2 separate regions of the Homo sapiens genome follow, and region 2 is linked to region 1. A link is an interaction called in ENCODE POLR2A ChIA-PET data of the cell type or tissue named here. Cell type or tissue: PC-9. All regions are shown on one strand. Links, peaks and the distances in the headings refer to the core of each region. The heading gives the core; the rest is flanking DNA.

What was found. Peaks named below come from ENCODE experiments on the same cell type or tissue, not always from the same donor. Only the 100,000 strongest peaks of a DNase experiment are listed, where the experiment ranks them.
Region 2: POLR2A ChIA-PET joins it to region 1 with 5 read pairs; 1 of 35 experiments calls an interaction of 5 or more read pairs at or near these places.

The regions. Positions count from the first base shown.
Region 1 is chr10:84,491,004-84,496,761 of GRCh38, reverse strand. All of the region lies in intron 9 of CCSER2 (coiled-coil serine rich protein 2), which reads right to left. Among named protein-coding and RNA genes, the nearest start is that of CCSER2, 170 kb to the right of the region's middle. In PC-9, for the core only: no CTCF peak of the experiment used is centred there; a DNase peak (open chromatin) is centred at 2,301; H3K4me3 peaks cover 2,275 bases; H3K27ac peaks cover 3,149 bases.
Region 2 is chr10:84,334,848-84,340,605 of GRCh38, reverse strand. The region is part of intron 1 of CCSER2 (coiled-coil serine rich protein 2); the gene reads right to left. Among named protein-coding and RNA genes, the nearest start is that of CCSER2, 9.1 kb to the right of the region's middle. In PC-9, for the core only: no CTCF peak of the experiment used is centred there; DNase peaks (open chromatin) are centred at 3,235 and 4,015; H3K27ac peaks cover 1,170 bases.

The DNA of each region.
Region 1 (5,758 bases), core at 388-5,387:
GAAATGACAAGGAACACACACAAAAAAAAAATTTAAGAAAGCCTGCACACTCTAGCCAAAGGATCAGGAAAGAGGAAGACTAGCAATGCAGGAAACTTGTATCCAGTAATCTACCTAACACCACAGAAAAACCTGTGGCCCCAGCCCCCATTCCCATCAGAAAGGGAGGACTGGGAAGGCCGGGCGCGGTGGCTCATGCCTGTAATCCCAGCACTTTGGGAGGCCGAGGCGGGCAGATCACGAGGTCAGGAGATCCAGACCATCCTGGCTAACATGGTGAAACCCCATCTCTACTAAAAATACAAAAAATTAGCCGGGCGTGGTGGCGGGCGCCTGTAGTCCCAGCTACTTGGGAGGCTGAGGCAGGAGAACAGCATGAACCCAGGAGGCGGAGCTTGCTGTGAGCCGAGATCACCCCACTGCACTCCAGCCTGGGCGACAGAGCGAGACTCCGTCTCAAAAAAGAAAAAAGAAAGGGAGGACTGGGGAGTGTAGGCCTCCACCCTTGTATGGCTGTGACATTTTCTTATGTACTTCTTAAAATACGCATAAAAAATATTTAAGAAACTTATAAATGGGAGAGGAAAAGGGACTTAAAAGGACATAAAGTTTCTACATGTAGTAGACTATATATAGTTAAATATATATGTATGTGTGTGTGAAATATAATGCCTACAGCAACAACTAAAACATTATTATAAAGACATAAACTCAAAACACTATATATAAATAAAAATAGAATTATTAAAAAACTAATATACAGAAAAGAAAAAACAGAAATAAAGAAAAAAGAAAAAAATAAAATGGCAGACTTACATAGCAAAAATTACATTAAATATAAAGGGCTGAAATATACCCATTAAAAGACAGATTGGTAGATTCATGGCCTAACTATATGCAGATTACAGGAAATTCATGTTAGGTATAAAAATATATATATTTTAAAATAAAAGATGAAAACGATATACCACGCCAAAAAAAAAAAACAAAAGAAATTTGATGTGCTTATATTATTATCAAATAGACTTCAGAGCAAAAAGAATACCCACATATAGAAAGAGACCTCACAAAATGATAAAAAGGTTAATCTACCAAGAAGACACAGTGATCCTAACAGCACACCAAACTGCAGAAACGTATAGTAGCTGAAGCATAATCTCATAAAACTGAGAGAATCGCCAAATCTACAATTACAGTTGGAGAGCTCAACACCCCATCCCAACAACTGATAAAAATAACTAGACAAGAAAATCAGCAATGACATAAAACTCAAGGACACCACTAACAACAGCACCTAGTCAATGCTTACAGAATATTCTATCCAACAATAGCAAAAAGCAATCTTTTCAAGAATCCACAGAACATTTACCAAGACAGACCATAGTTTGGGCCACAAGACAAACCACAACAAAGTTAAAATATTGAAATTATACAGAATGTGTTCTCTGACCACAATGGGATCAAATTAGAAATCAATAACAGAAAGATGACAAGAATATGTCCAAACACTTGGATACTAACATTCATACCCCTAAGTTATCCATGGGTCAGTCAGAGAGGAAGTCTCAAGAGAAAAAAAAAAAAAACCATATCAAACTGAATGCAAAAGAAAATACATAATGTATAGGAAACAGCTGAAAAAATATATAATATGTAGGAAACAGCTGAAGTAGAGACAGAAAAGAGAAAAAAATTCCATCAATAAGCTAAACTGATGTCTTAAGAAACTAGAGAAAATAAGACCAAAATAAACCCAAAGTAAGAAGAAAGAAAAAAAAAAAAAAGCAGACATCAGCAGTTTTGTGGTGTAACCATTCTTTTGTTTCTTTACTTCTCTAATAAACTCATTTTCACTTTACTCTGTGGACTCACCCAAAATTTCCTGTGTGAGATCCAAGAACCCTCTCTTGGGGTCTGGATCAGACCCCTTTCCGGTAATATATTCCATAACGAACCATGAACAGATAATACTTTGGTCTCCCAAATATCGCCTTTTGTCAGGACTCAGAGTTATGAATGGCTTTCACCACATAGCTGCTTTATGACTGCGCTTCACTCTACCTTGAATACAAGAGACCCTACAAGTTAGGAAGGAATATCATCACCCCTATTAAGCCAAAGGATACTACAGAAGATGGATCTTGGTCCCTCTACAACCTTTAGGATTAAGGGTCCCCTTGTAAAGGGGAGGGGGAAATAGAAGCATTTGAATCAGAGCAATTCCATCTTGAACAGGGGCTGGGTAAAATGAGGATAAGACCAGCTGGACTACATTCCCAGGAGGTTAGGCATTCTCAGTCACCGGATGAGTCACTGGATGAGAAGGTTGGCATTAAGATAACAGTTCACAAAGACCCTGCCGATAAAACATGTTGCAGTAAAGAAGCTGGCCAAAACCCACCACAACCAAGATGGCAATGAAAGTGACCTCTGGTCATCCTTACTGCTCATTATATGCTAATTATAATAAATTAACATGCCAAAAGACACTCCCACCAGCACCTGACAGTTCACAAATGCCATCGGAATGTCTGGAAGTTACCCTACATCATGGGTCTCCAACCCCTGGGCCACGGACCAGTACCAATCCATGGGCTATTAGCAACCTGACAACACAGCAGGAGGTGAGCAGCAGGCCAGTTGAGTTGAAGCTTCATCTGTATTTACAGCTACTGCCCACTGCTTGCATTATCACCTGAACTCTGCCTCCAGTAAGATCAGCAGCAGCATTAGATTCTCACAGAAGCAGGAACTTTATTGTGAACTGCACATGCGAGAAATCTAGGTTGCTTGCTCCTTATGATAATCTAATGCCAGATAATCTGTCACTGTCTCCCATCACCCCCAGACAGGACCATCTAGCTGCATAAAAATAAGCTCAGGGCTCCCACTGATTCCACATTATGGTGAGTTGTATAATTATTTCATTATATATTACAATGTAATCATAATAGAAATAAAGTGCACAATAAATGTAATGCACTTGAATCATCCTGAAACCATCCACACTGCTCCCACAACCCTCTCCCCATCTGTGGAAAAGTTGTCTTCCATGAAACCAGTCCCTGATGTCAAAAAGGTTGGGGACTGCTGCCCTATATAGTTTAAAAGGAAGAGAAACCTAAAGTTTTGGGAAATTCTCGTTCCTTTCTCGGAAAACTCATGAATAATCCACCCCTTGCTTAGCATATGATTGAGAAATAACCATTAAAAATAGCCAACTAGCAGCCCTCAGGGCTCTGTCTATGGAGTAACAATTCTTTTGTTTCTTTACTTCTCTAATAAACTCACTTTCACTATAAAAGAGCAGGATCCTTGAAATTGAACATAGAAAAACAGAGAAAATCAAGAAAACAAAATGTTGGTTCTTTGAAAAGATCTGTAAAATTGACAAACCACTAGCAAGACTGACAAAGAAAAAGAGAGAAGGTAAATTACCAAAATCAGAATGAAATAAGGAATATCACTACAGACCCTCCAGCCATTAAGGTAATAAAGGAATATTATGAACAACTTTACAGTCATATATTTGACAACTGAGAAAAAGGGCCAATTCCTCAAAACCACAAACTATCAAAATTCATCCAAGATGAAAGAAGTCATTTGAATAGGTCAATAACTATTAAAGAAGTTGAATTTATAACTTTAAAACTCCCAAAAAAGAAATCTCCAGGCCCAGATAATTTTACTGCTAAATTCTACTAAATGTTTAAAGAAGAATTAAACATTAATTCTACACTATCTCTTCCATAAAGCAGACGAGAAGAAAACACCTTCCAAAGTATTTATGAGGCCAGGTTTAACTTAATACAAAAGCAGACAAAGACAGTACAACAAAAGAAAAATAAAGAATAAAAAGCATTAACCCCCAGAATACAGATGTAAAAATCTTTAACAAAATACTACTAACTAGAATTCAGGAATATATAAAAAGAACTACATACCATGACTAAAGGGGGTTTATTTCAGGCCTATGAGATTAGTTTACTATTAGAAAATCAATCAGTGCAATCAACAGGCTAAAGAAGAAAACTCATAGGTTCATAGCAATTACCAAAACAAAAGTAACAAAATCCAACTCATATTCATGATAAAAACTCTTAGCAATCTAGGAATAGAGGGAAACTACTTCAACTTGATAAAAACCATCTCCCAAATATCGATAGCTAACATCTACCCAAAGGTGAAAGACTGAATGCTTTTTCCCCTTAGATTAGGAAAAAGGCAAGAATGCCCATTCTCATAATTCTTATTCAACATAGTAATGAAAATCCAAGCTGGTGACATAATGCAAAGAAGGGAAATAAAAGACATCAGATCAAAAAGTGAGAACACTGTTACTATTTACAGATGACATAATGGTCAACATAGAAAACCCCAAACTACAGAAAAACTCTCCAAACTTATAAGTGAGTTTACTAAGTTCACAAAATACAAGGTCAATATACAGAAATCAATTTTATTTCTTTTTTTTTTTTTTTGGAGACAGAGTCTCGTTCTGCCACCCAGGCTGGAGTGCAGTGGCGCTATCTCTGCTCACTGCAATTATCCACCTCCCGGGATAATGCCATTCTCCTGCCTCAGCCTCCTGAATAGCTGGGACTACAGGTGCCCGCCACCATGCCTGGATAATATTTTGTATTTTTAGTAGAGACAGAGTTTCATTGTGTTAGCCAGGATGGTCTCCATCTCCTGACCTCGTGATCCGCCCACTTCAGCCTCTCAAAGTGCTGGGATTACAGGCATGAGCCACCGCACATGGCCCAGAAATCAATTTTTTTTCTAAGTATCAGCAATCAGCACAGGGAAAGTGAAATTTAACGAACAGTATCACTTATAACCACCCCAGAAAGAAATCTAAGAAAGCATGTAGATTACACCAAAGAAGATGGCCGAATAGGAACAGCTCCAGTCTACAGCTCCCAGCGTGAGCAACCCAGAAGAGGGGTGATTTCTGCATTTCCAACTGAGGTACCAGTTTCATCTCACTGGGGCTTGTTGGACAGTGGGGACAGGACAGTGTATGCAGCCCACAGAGTGTGAGTGGAAGCAGGGCGAGGCATCCCCTCACCCGGGAAGCACAAGGGGTCAAGGAATTCCCTTTCTTAGCCAAGGGAAGGGGTGACAGACGGATCCTGGAAAATCAGGTCACTCCCACTCTAATACTGCACTTTTCCAACAGTCTTAGCAAACGGCACACCAGGAAATTATATCCTGTGCCTGGCTCGGAGGGTCCCACGCCCATGGATCCTCCCTCATTGCTAGCACAGCAGTCTGAGATTGAACTGCAAGGTGGCAGCAAGGCTGGGGGAGGGGTGTCTGCCATTGCTGAGGCTTGAGTAGGTAAAGAAAGTGGCCGGGAAGCTCGAACTGGGTGGAGCCCACCTCAGCTCAAGGAGGCCTGCCTGCCTCTGTAGACTCCACCTCTGGGGGCAGGGCACAGCCAAACAAAAGGCAGCAGAAACCTCTGCAGACTTAAATGTCCCTGTCTGATAGCTTTGAAGAGAGTAGTGGTTCTCCCAGCATGGGGTTTGAGATCTGAGAATGGACAGACTGCCTCCTCAAGTGGGTCCCTGACTTCCAAGTAGCCTAACTGGGAGGCACCCCCCAGTAGGGGCAGACTGAAAACTCACACGGCTGGGTACCCATCTGAGACGAAGCTTCCAGAGGAATGATCAGGCAGAAACATTTGCTGTTCAGCAATATTCGCTGTTCTGCAGCCTCCGCTGCTGATACCCAGGCAAACAGGGTCTGGAGT
Region 2 (5,758 bases), core at 475-5,474, 160 kb after region 1:
AAATAGAGATATGGGATAGAAAATAAATCATCAACAAGTCTCATTATTTGCTCATGAAAAGAAATATTTAATAAATATGAATTTCCTAAGACTTTAGGATATGACTGTGTTTAAGAACACTATTCGAATTGCTTATGTATATTCTGTACAAATTGAATGGCGTAAATTCCCAACCAAATGGGTCAATCAAAACTGGGTCAACATTGGATAATTATTTGCTTTACTCATTCATTCAACAAAAAATTTATTGAGTGTCTATAAGTGGGGGCAAGAGAGCAACCTGTCACGAAAACAAACAGTAAAATACAGCAAATACTATAACAAAAAAACCTCATAATGTTAACAGGAACACAAGTAACAGAATATAATGAAGGACAGATGGAAGAGGCATAATGAACATATGTCTAGCAGCTTTCCTGGAAGAAGAGGCATCTATGTTGGGCTCTTAAAAAGATAAAGTGATGGCCAGGTGCAGTGGCTCACACCTGTAATCCCAGCACTTTGGGAGGCCGAGGCAGGAGGATCACCTGAGGTCAGGAATTCAAGACCAGCCTGGCCAACATAGTGAAACCCCGCCTCTGCTAAAAATATAAAAAATTAGCCGGGCGTGGTGGCATGCACCTGTAATCCCAGCTACTCGGGAAGCTGAGTCAGGAGAATTGCTTGAACCTGGGAGGCGGAGGCTGCTGTGAGCAGAGATTGTGCCTTTGCACTCCAGACTGGGCGACAAGAGTGAAACTCCGTCTCAAAAAAATAAAAAAATAAAAAAGATAAAGTGATTTAATGAGAAGGCTGAGAAGATGAATGGTATTCTACAAAAAAAGAAATAGTGGCCAGGCACGGTAGCTCATGCCTGTAATCCCAGCACTTTGGGAGGCCAAGGCGGGCATATCACCTGAGGTTGGGAGTTCGAGACCAGCCTGACCAACATGGAGAAACCTCGTCTCTACTAAAAATACAAAACCAGCCAGGCGTGGTGGCGCATGCCTGTAATCCCAGCTACTTGGGAGGCTGAGGCAGGATAATCACTTGAACCCGGGAGACAGAGGTTGCGGTGAGCCAAGATCACGCCATTGCACTCCAGCCTGGGCAACAAGAGTAAAACTCCGTCTCAAAAAATAAAAAATAAATTTAAAAAAAAAAAAAGTAATAGTATGTGCAAAAGCAGAGAGATGTCAAAGCATTTCTCATTTTCATGGAATCTCCTCTTGGAGTACTATCTGTATGCTAATAAAAAATCTGATCTTTACTCTGTAGTCCTATGGTAAGAAACATCACATGTGCATTAGAATCCCCTGGAGAGGCTGGGCACAGTGGCTCACGCCTATAATTCCAGCACTTTGGGAGGCCAAGGTGGGAAAATTGCTTGACACTAGGAGTTCAAGACCAGCCTGGCCAACACAGCAAGACACCCTAGGGAGCACTCCAGATCCCCTAAAGCATGTGCAGGCAAAAGGTAGGTAAACAGGCAAAAAAAAAAACAAAAAAAAAAGAAAAGAAAAGAAAAAATTAACTTCTGTAGAGAATAGGGAGCCACAGAAGATTTTTTTTTAGCAAAAACAGAACCTGGTCAGATCTGTGTTTCGGAAATCCAAAACTTGGGGCATGGATCAGTGGCTAAGGGAAGAAAATCTGGAGAAAGACCAATGAAGAGGGTTAAGAAGCAACTGTAATGATGCTCCAACACTAAATATTGACTACTATTTACTTAAACATAAATGAACCACGAAAAGAGGCATATAAAGTGCTATAACTGTAATATGTGCTTTCAACACAGTTTCTGAATTCATCTCAAACATCAACTCAATAATCATAAGCAGTTACAGTAAAATGAGATCAGGTACATTAGGAAAAAAAGGGGTGGTAGAGAAGAGTAGCTGTCAAAATTTCCCTGGAAAAGTTGCTCATTTGTTCTGCAATTTAACTTTTATTTTTAAAAAGGTAAAACTACCATAACAAATAGGTTGCTAAATCAAAATTTTGAAGCTACTACAAGGCAAGCACTGCACAAAACTGCAGTACAGTCCATCATGATGATGATGATGGACCTTGAGTGCACAGATGAGGATAAAGTTAATTTCATTTACGTTTCAACGACGTAGATCCTGCATTTTTTTTCTCTGTTGAAACATTTTGTTAACTACATATATTTGTATTGTGAAAGTAAAAACTTGGGACCCTAATTTCACTATGCCAAAAGAAAAAAAAGTAAGCTGGAAGCTGAGTCACAAAAGAAGCTGCTTTTCCTTTTGTTTTTTGTTGGGGTTTTTTTGGTTTGTTGTTTTTGGGGTTTTTTTTTGTTTTTTTTTTTTTTAAGTTTTTCTTTGGAGTTTCTGTCTTGTTGCCCAGGCTGGAGTGCAATGACGTGATCTCGGCTCACTGCAACCTCTGCCTCCCGGGTTCAAGCAATTCTCCTGCCTCAACTCAGCTTCCCAAGTAGCTGGGATTACAGGCATGCACCACCATGCCCGGCTAATTCTGTATTTTAGTAGAGATGGGGTTTCACCATGTTGGTCATGCTGGTCTCGAACTCCTGACCTCAGGTGATCCAACTGCCTCAGCCTCCCAAAGTACTGAGATTACAGGCTGAGCCACCGTGCCCAGCCCCCTCTCCTTTTGTTTCTAAGCTGATAGCTACAGATAAAAAGTTAAATGTGTCCACGGGTAACTACTCAGTGTTCACCTTAACAAATACATAACCAACTATTCCCCTACCTGCTCCTTTTCCTTCGCAACATGTGGATTCAGTAATGTGATAATACCCTCTCTCCTGCCCCTCCAGCCTGCTTTTTCCATTTAAATACCGAAGCCCTCAAAATCATCTTTGGAGAAAGACAGACTTGTCTCCCTGGCATGCATCCTTAACCTTGGCAAAATAAACTTCTAAATTGATTGAGACCTGTCTCAGATACTTTTTGGTTTACAGTATGTAAATAAGAATACAAAAAAAGAAGAGCATCCATCTTTTAAAAAACAATTCCTTGACTGGACATCCCCTCCAGCTACCACCCTGTTATTTAGCTTTACTTTACAGCATACTCCTTGAAGAAACTGTCTATCCCAGCAGTCTACAATTCCTTTCCTCCAATTCTCTCTTAAGCCCACTCCAATCAAGTCTTCACTTCCACCACTAAACCAGAAACAACTTGTTAAGGTCACCAATGATTTTCATATTGCTTTATCTTAGTCCTCAATCTAATAGCATCTGACACAGCTGATTACTCACTCGCTCCTTCTTACAACATTTCACTTGGCTTCACTGATACAACTCAGTCTTAATTCTCTTCCTTCTTTATAGGCGTGCGGCTTCTTGGTCTCCTCTGCTAGTTTCTCTCCCTCTGAAAACATTACAGGATCCCAAGGCTAACTTGTGGGACTTCTCCAGCCACATTCACTCCCTAAATTATTTTAATCCATTCTCGAGGCATTACATACTATCTCTCTGCTAATAACTGCAAATTTATATATCTCTAACCCAGACCTCTGCTGTGAACTGCAGACTTGTGCATACCCAGCTCTCTTCACCATATCTCCACTCAGATTACTAACTTAAAATGTCCAAAACTGAACTCGTTACTTCCCCCGCTAAAACCCTGCTTCTTCTGCGCTCTTACCCATCTCAGGAAATGTTAACTCCATTTGTCCAGTTTTTCAGGCCAAACTCAGCCCACATTCAATCCATCATTAAATTGTTGGCTCTGGCTTCAAAATGTATACAAAATGTGGGCACTTCTCCCAATCCCTGCCTAAAATCATCATCTCCCACTTAGGATTACTGCTGCGCCTGCTAAATAATCTCATTATGCGCCACCCCTACATAGCAGCTGAGAGTTCTACTTATAACAAGTCAAAACTCTGGTGGCTCCCCACCTTTTAAAAGCCAGTCTCACTGGCCTACAATGCCATATATGATCAGGCATATCCCCCCAACCCAACCCACCTCTCTGACCTCATCTACCAATCATTTCCCCTCAATGCCTGCACTGGCCTACTTGCCACTCCTAGAACAGGTCAAGCAAGCTTCAGCCACAGGATCTTTGTATTCCAGTTCTATCTTCATCAAGTACTCTCTCTCTCCTAATATCTGCATAGATCACATTCTTTCTTCAAGATCTCTGTTCAAATACTAGTTTTTATTACAGCCTTCCCTAACCACCTTAGATAAAACAGCAGCATCACCCTCACATGTTCTTTTCACCTCTTCCTGCTTTTTCTCCACAGCAATGTAATAGATGACATATTACACATATACTTATTTTCTGTATCTTGTCATTAGAATGTAAGCTCCACAAAGGCAGAAAATTTGTTTTGTTGACTGAACTATTCCTAGCAAGTGCTCGGAATACATTTCTTGAATGAATGAATGAGAAAAATCCAGACTGAGAATCTATTCTCTAAGCCAGGATTGAAGGAATTTAGAATGTAAAACATCTCAAGTCCTGGAAAAACATGACTGCAAGAAAGGCCACAACAATGGCCAAGTCTACATCTCTAGCTAGTACCAATAATAAATAAAGGTTGACAAGCCATACCATACTACTCCTAAAATGAGGAAAATATACCTGAGAAAAAATTTTAAATAAGGAAAAGAAACAAAACAAAACAGAAAGATGGCCATCCCTGCCTCCCCACCCCGAAAAGAAATATCACCTGGATGTTTCCTATAAAGTGGCCTACCAACTCTGACCAAAATATCATCAAGTCCATTCTACAGACTTAAATAGCTATTATGAATAGTCCCTGTTTTTCTAAGCTAAGATCTTCAGAGAAAATTATTATATAACTCCCAACCCTAACACTGGCTGCCAAGAGATAATGGTCAGAGAAAGCTCTCAAATTGCCCTAAAGCACTCAGGCTGCAACGAAATATCATTAATATGATGACAACAACAATTCAAAGTACCTTCTGGTATCTGTCTTGCTTCTTTGTCCCTAGCGTATTCACTAGGGCCTTCGTCATCAAAGGTTTTGCAATCTTGACATGGGGGCAGTGTTGGGGAGGAGGGTAGGCAACTCAAAAAAACAGGACTGGAATTTAATTTTGCATTTTAAAGAAAAGCAGGGCCAGTTGTGGTGGCTCACACCTGTAATCCCAGCACTTTGGGAGGTAAAAGCAGGAGGGTCATTTGAGCCCAGGAGTTTCAGCCCAGCCTGGGTAACATGGGGAGACCCTGTCTCTATGGAAAATTTTTAAAATTAGCCAGGCATGGTGGTACATGCCTGTAGTCCCAGCTACAGGTTGAGTACAGGTTGGGAAGCCAAGGCAGGAGGATAGCTAGAGCCCAGGAGGTCAAGGCTGCAGTGAGCCATGATGACACCACTGCACTCCAGCCTGGGTCCAGAGACCCTGTCTCAAAAAAAAAAAAAAAAAAAAAAAGAGAGAGAGAGAAGTAGAATGCTGGGGAACAGAAAACACTTGCTCAGATACAAGATGTCACTGGGCTTTTCAATACCAGGCACCAAAAGAGAGATCACAGAAGGACCAAAACCCTGAGATGCCCATCGTTCCTCAGCTAAAGAGCCATGCCTTGCATTTCTATTCTCACACACAGAACTCAAGATACAGGGTAGGAGACCATGCCAAAGTGAACAGCTGGGAGCAGCGATGGCAGGGAGGAGAGCAGTAACAACTACCATAACAAAGGGAAGGAAGGAGTAATCCCTCATGCTTTTTCTCTTTTCCCTTTCCCACTGTCCTTATCAAGGACAGAAACAGGGTAGATGAAAACAGGAGAAGGCAGAGAACAGAGGGTAAGGA